Linked DNA regions of Homo sapiens: region 1 is linked to region 2. The links are chromatin loops, found by intact Hi-C in ENCODE. Cell type or tissue: prostate gland. All regions are shown on one strand.

What was found. Peaks named below come from ENCODE experiments on the same cell type or tissue, not always from the same donor. Only the 100,000 strongest peaks of a DNase experiment are listed, where the experiment ranks them.
Region 1: it touches region 2 in a loop (3-fold over the local background); 7 of 110 quality-filtered maps call a loop at or near these places.

What each region holds. Positions count from the first base shown.
Region 1 is chr10:15,258,388-15,266,387 of GRCh38, reverse strand. The region is part of intron 3 of FAM171A1 (family with sequence similarity 171 member A1); the gene reads left to right. Among named protein-coding and RNA genes, the nearest start is that of FAM171A1-AS1, 54 kb to the right of the region's middle. In prostate gland, a CTCF peak has its summit at 4,173; a DNase peak (open chromatin) is centred at 4,157.
Region 2 is chr10:15,205,801-15,213,800 of GRCh38, reverse strand. It overlaps FAM171A1 (family with sequence similarity 171 member A1), which reads left to right. Exons shown (of 8, transcript NM_001010924.2): 8 at 1-2,158. The coding sequence ends at 886. It overlaps FAM171A1-AS1 (FAM171A1 antisense RNA 1), which reads right to left and starts at 5,214. Exons shown (of 3, transcript XR_007062068.1): 1 at 5,130-5,214. LOC105376434 (a long non-coding RNA gene) reads left to right here and starts at 6,401. Exons shown (of 4, transcript XR_930699.2): 1 at 6,401-6,425. It overlaps LOC107984211 (a long non-coding RNA gene), which reads left to right and starts at 2,464. Exons shown (of 3, transcript XR_001747379.2): 1 at 2,464-3,508; 2 at 3,603-3,785; 3 at 4,602-5,544. RefSeq lists a silencer at 3,686-3,735. In prostate gland, a CTCF peak has its summit at 3,783 (motif pointing left); a DNase peak (open chromatin) is centred at 3,780.

The DNA.
Region 1 (8,000 bases), 53 kb before region 2:
TGGCAGCCGAGGGGCTTGTGTCCTGTGGCCCTATCCCTCCCAGCCATGGCTGTTGGATCTGGAGTGGGCACCCAGCTTGGGGGTAACCAGTCCATAGTGTGGCCGCAGGTGGGACCCAGCAGCTCTCGTCCCCTTTCTTTTCCTGGGATTGAACTAAGAACCCAGCAGGGGTTGAGAATAGCGGCTGAATGGTCCTGAGATGCAGGCTGAGCTGTGCCAGGCCTTCTGTGAGCCAGGTAGAAGAACAGAAAGGATGCAGAAGCAGAAGAAGACACTCGGAGCAGGTCAGAAAGGAGCAGACGGCGTCCGTGGGTCCCACTCATGGCCCAGTGTTACAGGGAAACCCACTCACTCCTGCCAAGTGGCCTGAGAGCTGCCTGAGCCCAGAGCTGGTCGTTCTACCTCTTGTGCCTTCTACCACCTCTGGCTCCTGTTCTTGGAGCCACAGGTCCTCACCTCCCTTATTGTCCCTCACGTCCTTATCAGTAACCAAATGCAGCAGATTAAACAACCCACCAGCTGGGAGTTCTGGATCTTTCCATGATACCCCCCTTTCCTACCATATTTGGGAGTACACCTTATCTAACTGACTAAAGGTGAAAACCAGAAGGCCAAGAACTGTGTCTTCATCATCTCGGTCCTGCCAGGTCTGTGCCCTATGCCTGCCAATGGTAGACACCCAATGAGTAATTCATTGAATAATTGAGTTAAACAAATACAAAAAAAAAAATCAAAATCCAGCTGCTTTTTGTACTTCCTACATAGACTACTTACTCCATGGTCTTTTTTTTTTTTTTTTTTTTTTTTTTCAGAGGCACCATCTCAGCTCATTGTTGCCTCAACTTCCCAGGCTTAGGTGATTTTCCCATCTCAGCCTCCTGAGTAGTTGGGACTATAGGCATGCACCACTAAGTCTGGCCAATTTTTTTGTATTTTTTGTAGAGATGGAGTTTCACCATGTTGCCCAGGCTCGTCTCAAACTCCTGCGCTCAAAGATCCTCCTACCCTGGACTCCAAAAGTACTGGGATTACAGGCATAGGCAGCCACACCCAACCCACTTATTTTCTTTGTTCTGAAAGCTAAGAAAAGTACAGTACAGTACACACACAAACACACACGCACACACACACACACGCACACACACGAGTACTTGAGCAGCTCTTTCTCTCTCTGAGGAGCAAGAAGCATGAGCATATTATAAATCGGCCCGAGGAGTAAGACATTCAGGTAGTTTTCATTATAGTTAATTTTATCACTGCTTCCTGTACATAACCAGAAACTGGCTGCACCTTTTTATAATCTCATTTCCATGCCAGCTTTTTAAAATTACAAAATTTTGTTAATGTTTAAATGTGCCCTGCTTCCTGAGCTTAATCATGTTTAATTGTATGATTCCTTGTCTCGGTCGTATTGAGGCATGGCAATGATAATAATGGATCATTTTGTTTCCTGTTTTCCCACTAGTTGGAAGAAAGCCATATGTAGCTAAATAAAGGTGGTCCTTACTACCATGTAGATAAATAAATGGTAGTCTTTACTACCATGTAGATAAATAAATAGTGGTCTTTACTACTATTTGCTTAATACAGTTTATTTATTTTTTTTAAGAGACAGGGTCCCACTGTCACCCAGCTGGAATGCAGTGACTGGATCTCAGCTCACTGCACCCTCTGCCTCCCCAGCTCAAGTGATCCTCCCACCTTAGCCTCCCAAGTGGCTGGGACTACAGTATACACCACCACACCTGGCTAATTTTTTTTTTTTTGTAGAAACAGGGTTTCACCATGTTGCCCAGGTTAGTCTCAAGTTCCTAGGCTCAAGCTATCTGCCCACCTTGCCCTCCCAAAGTGCTGAGATGCCCGATGTATTTGTATTGTCTACAAAACTAATACAATACTGAATTTATAAATGACATATTAAAATTATGTTCTCAAACTGGTCACATTTAGTTGCATTTTTTTTTAATTGATTCAGGAGAAAAAAATAAATTCTTGCCTGCTCAGACATGCAAGCCACTATGCCCGGCCAGTTTTGTTGCGTTTTAAAAGTGAGGAAAGTAATGGTGTAACATGTTATTTTCGACACTGTTTTATAAAGAAAGCCTGGGCCAGGCACAGTGGCTCACACCTGTAATCCCAGCGCTTTAGGAGGCCAAGGTCAAGGCACTTTGGTAAGATCACTTGAGCCCAGGAGTTCAAGCCAGACTGGGCAACATAGCAAGACCCGAAAAATATTTAAAAATTAGCCAGGTGTGGTGTTGTGTGCCTACAGTCCCAGCTACTCTGGAGGCTGAAGTGGGAGAATCTCTTGAGCCCAGGAGTTCAAGGTTGCAGTGAGCCATGATTGTGCCAGTGTACCCCAGCCTGGGCAACAGAGCAAGACTCTGTCTCAAATAAATAGGTAGTTTTGTTGGTAGGTAGGTAGGTAGATGGATGGTTGGATGGATGGATGGACGGACGGACGGACGGAAGGATGGACGGATAGATAGATAGATAGATAGATAGATAGATAGATAGATAGATAGATAGATAGATAGATGAGATAAATGTATAGATAGATGATAGATTAGATAGATGATTAATAGATTAGATGGATAGATGATAGATAGATAGATAGATAGATAGATAGATAGATAGATAGATAGACAGACAGATAGATAGATAGATTGATAGGATAGATGGATAGATGATTGATAGATGCATAGATAGATAGGCAAGCAGCCAGCCAGGACTGTCTTAGGATAACAGGATGGTGAGGGGAAGGGTCAGAAGACTCACACGTATTCTCTGCAGTGTTAGGTGATGCCTCAGTAATTGGTCAACAAGAGGGATATTCCCCCACGTAGACTATATCTGAAAATGCGCTCAGTGTCACAAAACGCTGGCAAATTGTTTCCAAACTTGTCTGTGAGATGATAAGAGTATGGAAAGAGAGAACACTCGTAAATTATACGAATCATTTTCTTGGAGAGTGTTTTGTCCTTTGCTGAAGATCACATTTCCATCAAAATCTTGTGGGGAGGGGTTTGGTAGTAAATCCATAAATTAAATCCCAGATTATTTCTGGTAAGGGATGAATGGGGAGGCTGGCATTGTATGAATGCCGGAGATGAGACTGGGGGAGCCAGCCTGCAGCTCTGGCTCCCGGAGCCTCTAGGAGGCCCTCACGCTGTCTCAGAAACAACGACTCAGAGTGTGATGAGAGTAAATAAGAAGATACAGACAAGATGCCCCCAGCTGCCCATGGGCACTGTCATCGGGCCGACTGGCACCACCCAGGTCAGTGGTCTCCATCCTCTGCTTGGCTCCTCATGTTTCCCAGATGGTCCTTTTCCTGTTCCCCGGGCAGCTGCTGTGGGAAGCTTTTCCCAGCACACTCCATATGCCCCTCGCCCCACCTGCATGCCGTCCTCCCAGGAGGGCCCTGGTGGCTGGTTTCACAGGGAAAGCAGGCCGTCAGGGAAGCACGCCTTCCCGAGTGGTCTTCCTCCTGCCGCCTTTCCGAAGAGGACATGGCAGTGTCCTCCTGCAGCTTCTCTGCCCCACCATGAACCCCTTCACATTCTCATTGGAGCCCATTTGTTATCACCTCCTCTCACACCTCCCTGGATTTATGCTGAGCCTTTCATCTCTTCTAGTTCTTTCTCAGCTCTCAAAATCACTGAAGGCTTTGCCATTCAAAGCAAAACTCTTCTTAAGCCCTATTTCTCCTTCAAGTCACAATCTTCTCCCGAACCTTGGAGATACCTCCCCTTGCCAGGCACATGTCTTTAAACTCCCTTTTGTGCTGCCTCACACGATTCCTTAGAAATCCCTCTTGCTGAGCTCAGCAGAGCTACAGTTACGTGACCTAGTGGCCACTTCTTCCTAACTTCCCCGCAGCTTCACCACCCTACCCGGTTCTGCCTTCCTGGATGTCTTCATCCTTTCTCTGGCCCTCTCTCTGTTCATTGCTTCTCAATCTCCTTCATGGGTTCTTCCTGCTCTGCCTATCTCTTATTTCAAAAATAGCTTTCCACTCCAGCTGCCTTTTCTGTGAGGACCCCCAGAGCTGCTGTCTTTATTTGGAACTTTATCATTTCTCACTTGAATAATTTCATAGCAGCCTCCTGCCTGATCGCTCTGACATCAGACTCTGCACCCATGGCCATACTCCACCTGCTGTCAGAATTGGGCAAAAACAAATCGGAATCTTTCACTTCCCTACCGGTAACTCCCACACGCTCTCCCCTGCAGGCCCACACAAATCCAAACTCATTGATTGATTGATTCATTGGCAGGGTCTTACTCTGTTGCATGGACTGGAGTGCAGTAGTGCAATCATAACTCACCGTAGCCTCAGACTCCCAGGCTCAAATGATTCTCTTGCCTGTGTCTCTGGAGTAGCTCAGACTTCAGGCATGCGCCACCACACCCATCTAATTTTTCAGATTTTTTGTAGAGATGGGGTCTATGTTGCCCAGGCTATTCTCAGACTCCTGGCCTCAAGCGTTCCTCCTGCCTCAGCCTCCTAAAGCACTGGGATGACAAGGATGAGCCACCACACCCGGCCCCAAACTCTTGATTGGGACTTACCAAGTCCTTCCTAAGTCTCTCCCTCTGCCCCTGGACCCCACGTAGCTCACAGAGAGTTCCTTCACTTCCCCACACATGGTAGATTTTCTTTATCTGTGCCCCTTCATAGATGCTGTTACTTCTCCTCTGCCTCTCAACCTTCAAGACACAGTTCACAAATACCAGCCCGGGAACTGCTTTTCTCCTGGACAGCTGGCCACTCTCTCTCTTGAAGTTTATCTTGTACTTTCATCATTACCCTCTTATTCTAGCACTTAAAACACTATGATAATCAAGCCGTTTCCATGACTGCCTTCTCGACCCTTTTCTGTATTAGAGTAATGAATGTTATTGATGTTTTAGGGAGTTAAACATGTAAGAAAAGAAGGATGATGTGATAAACTCATCAAGAGGTGATGAAAGCTCTAAGAAGAGATTTCCTTGACTCTGATTCAGGGCAGAAGAGAAAGTACCATTATCCCCAAGATTACTGGCTCAATTCTTCACTGATCCATTTAAGGAGGCTAAATGGCATCTCAGAAAAGAGCCCCAGGGCAGAAAACAGAAAACCTCTGCAACCCTCCGGCTTTAGTTTTCCTTCAGGTGGCAACCCTTGGTTTTGTTTAAACTTCATCTTCTGAAATTGACTCGGAAATCTTCATCCCACCCTCCAAAAGGTTACTATTGGCATTCTTTTTAAGCTTCTTTGTTCATATGATAGTTCGGGAGAGGAACAGAGATTCAGATAGAGAGACAGCGGAAGACACAGAAAGAGACAAAGAGAGAAATGCCTTCTCCTCTCTTGAGTTCCGTGAATACAAACACTTTCCCTACTCCTCTTTGCAGTCGTAGACCCGTTGCAGGGAGATTCTCAGTGCCAGTTGTCTGGATTTTGTGAAGGTGCTCAGGGTATATAGTGCAGTGGTTCAGAATTGGGGGTGACTTTGCCCCCCCTCCCCAGAGACATTTAGTGAGGTCTGGAGAAATTTTGGGGGCTGCTACAGACATCTAGTGGGTAGAGGTCAGGGGTGCTATTAAACATGCTGCAATGCATGGGACACCCCCAAACAAAGAACTACCTGGCCCAAAATGTAAATGGTGCTGAAATGGAGGACCCCTGATCTAGTTGGAATGGAGACAGAGCATTACTGGAACATAGTGAGTTGCCAGGTTTAACTCATCTTCACATAAGTACCATTGAGCACCAACTGTATACAGAACATAGTGCCATGCATTTCACAGAACGCCTGGTTTAAGGAGCTTCAGTCTATAATGGGAAGAGGAAATGGGAAAGCAGTGCTTATCCAGGAGACACTGTTGGACACCATCCATATGTGTTCTGAACCAACATCACAACAGCCATATTATGAGACAGGCATGATTCATACCCATTTTAAAGATAACCTGAAGCCCAAATCACTCAACTATAAGGTGGTAGAGGAAAGATTTAAACCTGGAGCTAAGTGATTCCACCACCCATGTTCTCATGATGCTCTTGATTAGGCAGATGAACAAATATACAAATAATTATGATACAGGACATAGTAAGAGCAGTGCTACAAGAGAGATGCAAATAGAGCTTAGAGCTTAGGGTGGGATTAACAGACTACATAGAAGAGGTGGCTTTTGACATGCATTTTGGGTGAGCTGTAGGATGAGGGGAAGAAGTTTCAGACATGGAGATGCATGAATGTATATACACAGAGAGGCCAGGCGTGGTGGTTCACACCTGTAACCCCAGCACTTTGGAAGGTTGTGGAGGGCAGATGACTTGAGCCCAGGAGTTTGAGACCAGACTGGGCAACATGGCGAAACCTCATCTCTACAAAAAAATATAAAAATTAGCCAGGTGTTGTGGCATGTGCCTGTAGTCCCAGCTACCCAGTAGGCTGAGGTGGGAAGATCACTTGAGCCCAGGAGGTCAAGGCTGCAGTGAACTGTGATGGCATCATTGTACTCCAGCCTGGGTGACAGAGCAAGTGAAGACCCTGTCTCAAAAAAAAAAAGGAAAGAAACAATCAGACTTAGTCATGCAGTCCTATTTGGCCAGAGGATGAGAACTGGTTGGCAGTCAGCAGGGCATCTATTTTGAGGTAGGCATGGTGTGATAGGAAAGGATACAGAGTTAGAATTAAAATAATTCCTTTCTACCTCTTACAAGCAGAATGACTTTGGGCAAGTCACTTACCTCTTTGAGCTGTAGTTCATCATCCATAAAGAGGAAAGGGTTCCTTCTTCACAGGGTTGTTGTAAATATTAAATAACATATTTTTATTTATGCACTTTGTAAATTCTAAAGCACTGATCTATGCCTCTCATTTAGAGAAGAGGTGCAGTTGTAGTCTGGGTCTATATTGGTCTATTCATTTTTGTTGTTTTTTTTGTCATCATTGTTAATTTGGTAAGTGGGAGAGATCCGTTGATGGTTTCTGGGCAGGGAAAGGACATGATTAGAGTAGTATCTTTGAACAGTCACAGTGTCAGTAGATGAAAAGGGAGTGAGGCTGAAGCAGATGGCCCAGATAGGAGGCTTTCACAATAGTTGAGGTGAGAGGCAGTATAAGGTAACATACGCTGTTGGATGCAAAAAGGGAGAGAAATATGGTGCAAGAAATTTGTTAAGGGAAGATTGGCCAGTCTTGGCACTTGAGTGAATGCCAAGGATGATAGATAGGGAGAATGATGGCACTTGAGGATGATAGATAGGGAGAATGATGATGGTGACCTAGAATCAAAACTGGGTGTTGGGGAGACTGGAATATTGTTAGGTGAAAGAGAAGGTAGATGATGATTTTAGAGTGACAGATGGGCATCTGGGTAGAAGTGTCTAGAAGGCAAGGGAAAATCCAGGCATGGAGCTTAGAAAAGAATCCAATGCTGGAGTGGATGGTACCAGCCAAGGCAGTGGCAGTGAAAGGGAACCCACAGGGAGCGAGCAGAGCACAGAAATGGCACAGGCGATGGGTGGTAGCCCTCTGGGAGCTGTTTCATCCAGAGGTAGGACAAGAAAGGAAGGACTTGCAAAGGAAACAGCAGGCAGACACTGGAGAGAACCAGAGTGCAGGACCATGAATCCCAAGGAGGAAGGGGATTGTGGGCAGGAGGGGCAAACAGTGTCAACCATTGTGAAGAGGTCGACGAGGATGGAGGCTGAGCTGTGGTCATGGGGTTTGCGGATCACACAGTCGACGTCTCCAAGGGCAGCATGCATTGTGGGTAGAAGCCACATCACTGGAGCTTGGTGGAAGGACAGAAGGCATTCGCTTATGGGGATAACAGAGTTAGAGTAATGTTTGCTTGTTATTGTTCTAGACTGGGGAAAAAATGAGTATTTTTGTTGGTTGGGGAGGAAAAGCCTATAGAGAAAGAGATTGCTGACGAAGGCAAAAACAGGTGGTTGAGCCAAGTCTTACAATGAATAAGCAAAAGTTAAATTAGAGGCTTGG
Region 2 (8,000 bases):
TGTCAGCCAGCCCCTCGTCGTCCCGGCTGATCAGCAGCTTGAGATAGAAAGACTACAGGCTGAGCTGTCCAATCCCCATGCCGGGATCTTCCCACACCCGTCCTCACAGATCCAGCCCCAGCCCCTGTCTTCCCAGGCCATCTCTCAGCAGCACCTGCAGGATGCGGGCACCCGGGAGTGGAGCCCTCAGAACGCATCCATGTCGGAGTCTCTCTCCATCCCAGCTTCCCTGAACGACGCGGCTTTGGCTCAGATGAACAGTGAGGTGCAGCTCCTGACTGAAAAGGCCCTGATGGAGCTTGGGGGTGGGAAGCCGCTTCCGCACCCCCGGGCGTGGTTCGTCTCCTTGGATGGCAGGTCCAACGCTCACGTTAGACATTCATACATTGATCTCCAAAGAGCTGGAAGGAACGGAAGTAATGATGCCAGTTTGGACTCTGGCGTAGATATGAATGAACCAAAATCAGCCCGGAAGGGAAGGGGAGATGCTTTGTCTCTGCAGCAGAACTACCCGCCCGTCCAAGAGCACCAGCAGAAAGAGCCTCGAGCCCCAGACAGCACGGCCTACACGCAGCTCGTGTACCTGGATGACGTGGAACAGAGTGGTAGCGAATGTGGGACCACGGTCTGTACCCCCGAGGACAGTGCCCTGCGATGCTTGTTGGAGGGGTCGAGTCGGAGAAGTGGTGGCCAGCTGCCCAGCCTGCAGGAGGAGACGACCAGACGGACTGCGGATGCCCCCTCGGAGCCAGCAGCCAGCCCCCACCAGAGAAGATCTGCCCACGAGGAAGAGGAAGACGATGATGATGATGACCAAGGAGAAGACAAGAAAAGCCCCTGGCAGAAACGGGAGGAGAGGCCCCTGATGGCGTTTAACATTAAATGAGCTATCGCAGACCCACCTGACTGTGGAATATAAAATTGCCAAATATCCTTTCTCATGGAAGCGCGTACCCGTTCGTGGAGGAAACGGAACGGCAGCCCAGCCGTGGGACGGACGTGGACGTTTACTGCATTCCTGTTTGCCGTGTAAATGTTAGAAAGGAATTAAAGTTATTACTCGGAATAAAGGATGACTTTGGCGGATGTCGCCCCTGCAAGGAGGTGGCTGAAAGTGGTGTCCAGATGTCCTTCCGAGGACTCGGCGTATCCGCCACCAGGGACATTAAGAAACCGCACGTGATGTCGCTATGCTCTAACGATCACCTCAGTTCTCCCTCGGATTCTGGGAACAGATGAAACTTTTTGCATCGCTTGAGTCATTTTTATCACAATAATCCTACTGTGAAGCTGTCGTTGAGAACTTAGGTTGGCACGTAGCGTCTCAAGGTATGCGTTCTCTCAAAGGAAAGCTATGCATCGCTGCTTCGTTGTCTGATTTTGCTTAGATTTTGCTTTGGTTAGGTTGCGTTTTGGGGTTTGCCTTTTTTTGTTGTCGCTTAAATGCAATTTGGTTGTAAAGATTTGATTCCTTTGTGTTCATCTGTTCCGCTTCTCAGCGGTCCATCTCAGCGTCTCCCTTCAGGAACCGCTGAGTGTCCTCTCTTAACATCCAAGCCTTTTAATGAAATCGTACTGAAATCTGTATCAGCTAAGAGTCCTCCAATCCTGGTCCCATTAACTCCAAGTGCCTTTTTGACAGTGACAACAGACAGTCCCTCGCTTTTTGTTGTTGTTGGTTTTCTTAACCCCTTTAATGGAACTGCCTGGATTTTATACAGTTATTAAAGGATGTCTCTTTTGCTTTAAACTGCATGCTGCCAAGTGCCATTTGGGGTCAGCATCCTCGTTTCAACACAGTGTGCTCTCTAGTTATCATGTGTAACGTGGGTTCTGTTTAGCGAAGATAGACTAGAGGACACGTTAGAGATGCCCTTCCCTGCTCCATCCCTGTGGCACCATTATGGTTTTTTGGCTGTTTGTATATACGGTTACGTATTAACTCTGGAATCCTATGGGCTCATCTTGCTCACCCAATGTGGGAGTCTGGTTTGAGCAAGCGAGCTGAATGTGACTATTAAAAAAAATTTAAAAAAAAAAAAGAAAATCTTATGTACTATCCAAAAGTGCCAGAATGACTCTTCTGTGCATTCTTCTTAAAGAGCTGCTTGGTTATCCAAAAATGAAAATTCAAAATAAACTCTGAAGAAAAGGAAAACTGTCTTTGTGGTCATTTGAATTCATTCTGAGTCATTATCTGTTTCAAAGTTGTTATTAAGACTTTGTCAGGCCAAGCATGGTGACTCACACCTGTAATCCCAGCACTTTGGGAGGCCAAAGGAGGAGGATCACTTGAGCTCAGGATCACTTCAGCCCATCTCTGTGAAAAAAATTTTTTTAATTACCTGGTTATAGTGGCTCATGCCTGTAGTCCCCACTACTTGAGAGGCTGAGGTGGGAGGATGGTACTGCTGCACTCCAACCTGGGTAAGAGAGCAGATCCTGTCTCAAAAAAAAAAAAAAAAAAAAAAAAAAAAAAAAAAAAAGTCTTTGTCATTGTTTCCTTGGTGGCAGTCTGCAACGCAGTTGTCAGACTTGTATTTGGAGACCCACCACCTAGACACCTAGGAATTTCCTCTAGGGTTAAAATCTATAAAAATCCACCTTTGTCTGTAGTTTTGTTCAAGAACACCAAATAACATTTTGATGTGTTTCAGGTAAAGAGGGATGTCTGCACTTAACAAGAATCTGATGTTTTATGGTCAGTATTGATCCATCTTGGAAGAGCTTCAAGAAGATATCATTAGAATGACCAGAATCCTCCCAGATGTATAAAACTATTCATCAAAATAAAATCATTAATGGAGGTGTTGGGACATAACTGGCAGAAATAAATTAAGCCAGCTATGTTTACAGTCAACAAAATCAGTATTTGTGAATTCCATGCAGGCAAAGAACTAATCACAGTGGTTTTGATGATTTTCATTCTCAAGTGGTGGTGTTGCCTGTTTGGCTTTTAAGGGGGAAAATAGTTGAGCAAGTCCTTGACAGTGGGACAGCTAGCCAGATGGGAGCCTGGGGGCCTAAGGAGTGAGACGCCCTTTGCGCGGGAGTGGACATCTCACCAGTAAGTGGCAGGGGCATCCTTGCAGACCTGGCTAAGACTCCAGGGAGAAGGCGTTGGTCAGCTCCCCTGAAAAGAATAAGGAAGTTGCTCCTCCAGGAAAATCCAGGGCCAGACCTAGATGAGGAGGGACGAGGGAGGAAGTCCCGGAAGACCTCTCTGCTGTCATTGACCCCAGTCCTTTGCGGCTCTAAGGTTGCCGCCAATGGAATCACCTCCTTAAAACGTCAGTTTCTAGAAGAGCCTCATTTAATGCATGTTACCTGGGAAAGTCGGGTAGCACATTAACTGTAAGCGCTGATCCTGAGAGATCTGGCAGGAAGATGGGGGTGGAGAAGACTGCTTTGCTGACTCCTCCTTAGGTGAGACTCACCTGGATGGGCCCCGATGTATTAAGCAGCCAGCAGCAGTCACAGCATGCCGTGTGCCGAGGACAACAAGCAGGTGGGTTTGCAGAAGGGCAACTGGGTCGGCTGAAGATTTTTATCACATTTTAACAGTTGTCCTAACTGGGGCTCAGTGGTTCTCATTTTCTCAGGATGCCAACGCTGATCACTAGAGTGGGATTCTCTGAATGCAGCACCGTGGCCACAGACTTTACACATTTATCCTCTCTCTCCCCACGGAGGGTGGAAGGGTGAATATGTCACAGTATTCCAAATCAGTTACGTGGTCTGAAGGACGACAGCCATCAAAGGCATCTTGCTCCCGCCCCCTAGTGGTGAGTTTTCCCCACCTGTAACGGTTTAGTCCAGACACACAGGGCCACTCTGGGAAAGTAGGGGTGGGCGTGCACAGGGGTGAATCTGCCACTGGGTCTCTCCCCAAGGTGAGGTGGGTGGAGAGAAGGGGACTGAGGTTCCTGGAGTCTCTACCTGGAAACAATGTATTGGAAACAATCATTGCATTCAATCCTCAAAATCTTTCAAGGAAGGAATGTTTATTCTTCTTTGTTTTGCACTGAAGTTGAGGCTTAGTGGTTAAGTAATTGAGGTCACCCAGCTAGAAACAGTGGTGCACGGCTTAAACAGCCAGCTCTCTGGAAATGAATGCACTTAAATTATAAATGTCCCTGATAAAGGATGCATAGGACAGAACTTACAAATGGAATACATAATAATCTGTATAATGAAATACATAAGGCTGGGCGTGGCAGCTCAGGCCTGTAATCCCAGCACTTTGGGAGGCTGAGGTGAGTGGATCTCTTAAGGTCAGGAGTTCAAGACCAGCCTGGGCAACATGGTGAAACCCTGTCTCCACTAAAAATACAAAAATTAGCTGGGTGTGGTGGTGGGTGCCTGTAATCCTAGCTACTCGGGAGGCTGAGGCAGGAGAATTGCTTGAGCCCGGGAGGCAGAGGTTGCGGTGAGCCGAGATCACGCCACTGCACTCCAGCCTGGGCAACAAGAGCGAAGCTCCGTCTCAAAAAAAAAAAAAAGAAAAGAAAAGAAAAGAAAGTGTGTGCCCTAAGCTCTGCCAGGGGATACACAACATCATTTAAGTGATAGTGACCCTGTGCATTTGGAACTTTATTTAGGATAAACTAGCACAGACAAATGCAAAAACAAAGAGGCATCGCACCCAAGAAAATGAAACCAAAACCAAAAAGGAAGGAAACCAGAAAGCCACAGAATGGTACGTAGGCCACAAGCATGACAAACTCAGTGTGATTTCTTGTGTTCACCCTCTCACAGACATCGCTTATGCAGGTGTTTAGACCTAGAGGACCTCATAAAAATGAGTAAAGTTAGAAATGGGGGGTGATTTTTCAACCATATTGATATTCCACGATTTCTTGTTTGCTGCATTGACACCATAGTTAAAGCAAGTTGCAATTATGTCTTGGGGACTTTTATGACATCACAGAGAACTTGAAAAGGGCATGATGGTTGTCATGGTCCTTCAAACAGGAGAAGGCAGTGACAAGGAGAAAGGCAGTTGCTCTCATAGATCAGGGAGAAAGCCAGCTAAACTCCAGGCGAAATAGAAATTGCAAGTCTTCTCCTCCCCGCCAAAAAAAAAAAATGATTTTCAAAGCTGTAATTGTAAATATACACTAAAATACCTGGCAAATGTTTTTTCCATTCTTCGCAGCCATTGTGAGTTGTTTCAGGTTGGTATTTTGGTACCTTCAAAGTGGCTCATAATTCTCGCATTGCTAGGCTTTTGCACCTTAACAGGATGGGCAGGAATAGAAGAACCTGAAAGAGGCTTGGTGGTCTCACAGCAGAGGAAATTGAAGGCTGAAGTCACAAGTGTTGTGTTGACCTTTCCACATATGCAATGGGTGACCACACAGAGGTGGGCCTCATCTCCTGACACTCGGCCCAGTGTGCAGCCACCTCTGCATGCTGCTGCCCCATCTCACCTCACTGGCACCCTCTGCTATCTGTCTACAGTATGCATTCAGCACTCCATAATGAGGGTCTAAGGCATAAGTAAACCATGCTAATTATTAAAATCTAGGATTTGGAGAAGAAGCTCTGGGTGTCAGGCCTGGCTCTGACCAACAGACAGGTGACTCACTTCTGATGCTTTAGCAAGAGGTTGGGGGTATTTGCTCTCCTCACCTCTGGGTGAGTTGAATTCAAGTGAGACAATACATATCAAAGTTTTTGTAAGTTGTAAATTACAAAAACAGTTTATTTCTCTGAACTATTACTAGTATCTTACAGTTCCCTAATCTTGTTGCTCTAGTGTGACAATGGTCATTTTGGGGCTATATCAGCTGCTTCTCAGCTACTTTTTAAGGAAAATGGTAGACAAAACAGTGGCATCTCTTTTTCCCCATTCTATTACTTTTGTTTGTTTGTTTTTTTGAGACAGAGTCTTACTCTTTCACCCAGGCTGGAGTGCAGTGGCGCTACCTTGGCTCACTGAAACCTCTGCCTCCTGGGTTCAAGAAGTTCTCCTGCCTCTGCCTCCCTAGTAACTGGGACTACAGGCATGTACTACCATGGCTAACTTTTGTGTTTTTAGTAGAGATGGGGTTTCACCATTTTGATAGTTACTACTGAATGTCAATTTGATTGGATTGAAGGATACAAAGTATTGATCCTGGGCGTGTCTGTGAGGGTGTTGCCAAAGGAGATTAACATTTGAGTCAGTGGGCTGGGAGAGGCAGACCCACTCTTAATCTGGGTGGTCACCACCTAATCAGCTGCCAGCACAGCTAGAATACAAAGCAGGCAGAAAAATGTGAAAACAGAGACTGTCCTAGCCTCCCAGCCTCCATCTTTCTCCCGTGCTGGATGCTTCCTGCCCTCGAACATCAGGCTCCAAGTTCTTCAGTTTTGGAACTCGGACTGGCTCTCCTTGCTCCTCAGACTGCAGACGGCCTATTGTGGGACCTTATGATCATGTGAGTTAATAATAAACTCCCCTTTATATATACATATGTGTGTATATATGTATGTGCATGTGTGTGTGTGTATATATATATATTATTATATATAATATATATATTCCATTAGTTATATCCCTCTAGAGAACCCTAATACAACCATGTTGGCCAGGCAAGTCTCGAACTCCTGGCCTCAAGTAATCTGCCCACCTCGGTCTCCCAAAGTGCTGGGATTACAGGCGTGAGCCATGGTGCCCGGCCCCATCGTACTGCTTTCTGCAAGCTTCAGCTGAGTAATATCTCCTTTGCTCAAAGGGGATGTTTTGCCTGGTGTCTGAAGATAGCCAGTGAGCTCTGTGAAGGTGCAGCCTTCTTAAAGATTTGTCTGGAAACATGTGTTAGGACACTGTCTACAAGGCAATAATGTTAGGGTAAGTCCCCAATCACCATAATTTGCTACTGAAAGCAATACCTCTGTAAAACATGGCAGCCGTTCTTGAATTCTTGAATTGAGTTGCTCTATGGTAATAAGATAATGTGCATGTAACTATAGAACAGTGTTGCTCAAACCTGGGGTGTTAGGCCATTCCTGTGTTGCTGTAAAGGAATACCTGAGGCTGGGTGATTTATAAAGAAAACAGGTTTAACTGGCTATGGTTCTGCAGGCTGTACAGGAAGCATGGCACCAGCATCTACTTGGGGAGGCCTCAGGGAGTTTACAATCATGGCAGAAGGCAGAGCAGGAGCAGGCATCACACATGGCCAGAGTGGGAGCAAGAGAGGTGCCATAGTTTTAAACCAGATCTCACGTGGACTCACTCATCAGCAAGGGAACAGCACCAAGCCATTCATGAGAGGTACCCCTGTGATCCAAGCCCCTCCCACCAGGCCCACCTCCAACACTGGGGATCACATTTCAACATGAGATTTGGCGGGGACATGGATCCAAACCATGGATACATGTTAGCATCCCCTGGGAGCTGGAAAAAAAATATTAAAGCATTTGGGCCCCACCACAGACTGATTGAATTAGGATCTCTGTAGGTGAAACTGGTTTAAAAACAAAACAAACAAACAAAAACTCTCCCTAGCTGATTCTCATACACAGGCTTGTAGACCACTGCTTTAGAAACATTGAAGCTACTTTACAGCCTGGTAGCACCTTCCATTGGGTACCTCAGGGAATTATTCACTTTTCTCTTTGTTTCTGGGGTCGATTAACAGCTATACCCCAGATTTGCAGTTGGGGAAGCATTTATGTGAAATAGCATGTCAAGTTGGGCAGCAGTGCCTAACAGATTTCTCTCTTCCTGTTCACAATGGCCTGTTGAAAAACCGAAGGTGGACACACTGTGTCAACATGTCTTGGCTCTACCGTCCGTCCTCTTCCCAAGGTCCAGGTTATTCCTGCCATCTTGCCCGAGCAATTTCACATCACTGCCTGTTTGGGACTCCCACGTCCGTATCTGCATCCCAGGCCTGCCACTGAGTTCAAACTGCAGACTGAGCATCCTCAAGCACCTAAAACTCTATTTATTATCTTCATGTTGTCCCGTGAATTCCCTACTCCTCCGCAAATCAGGGAAACCAGTT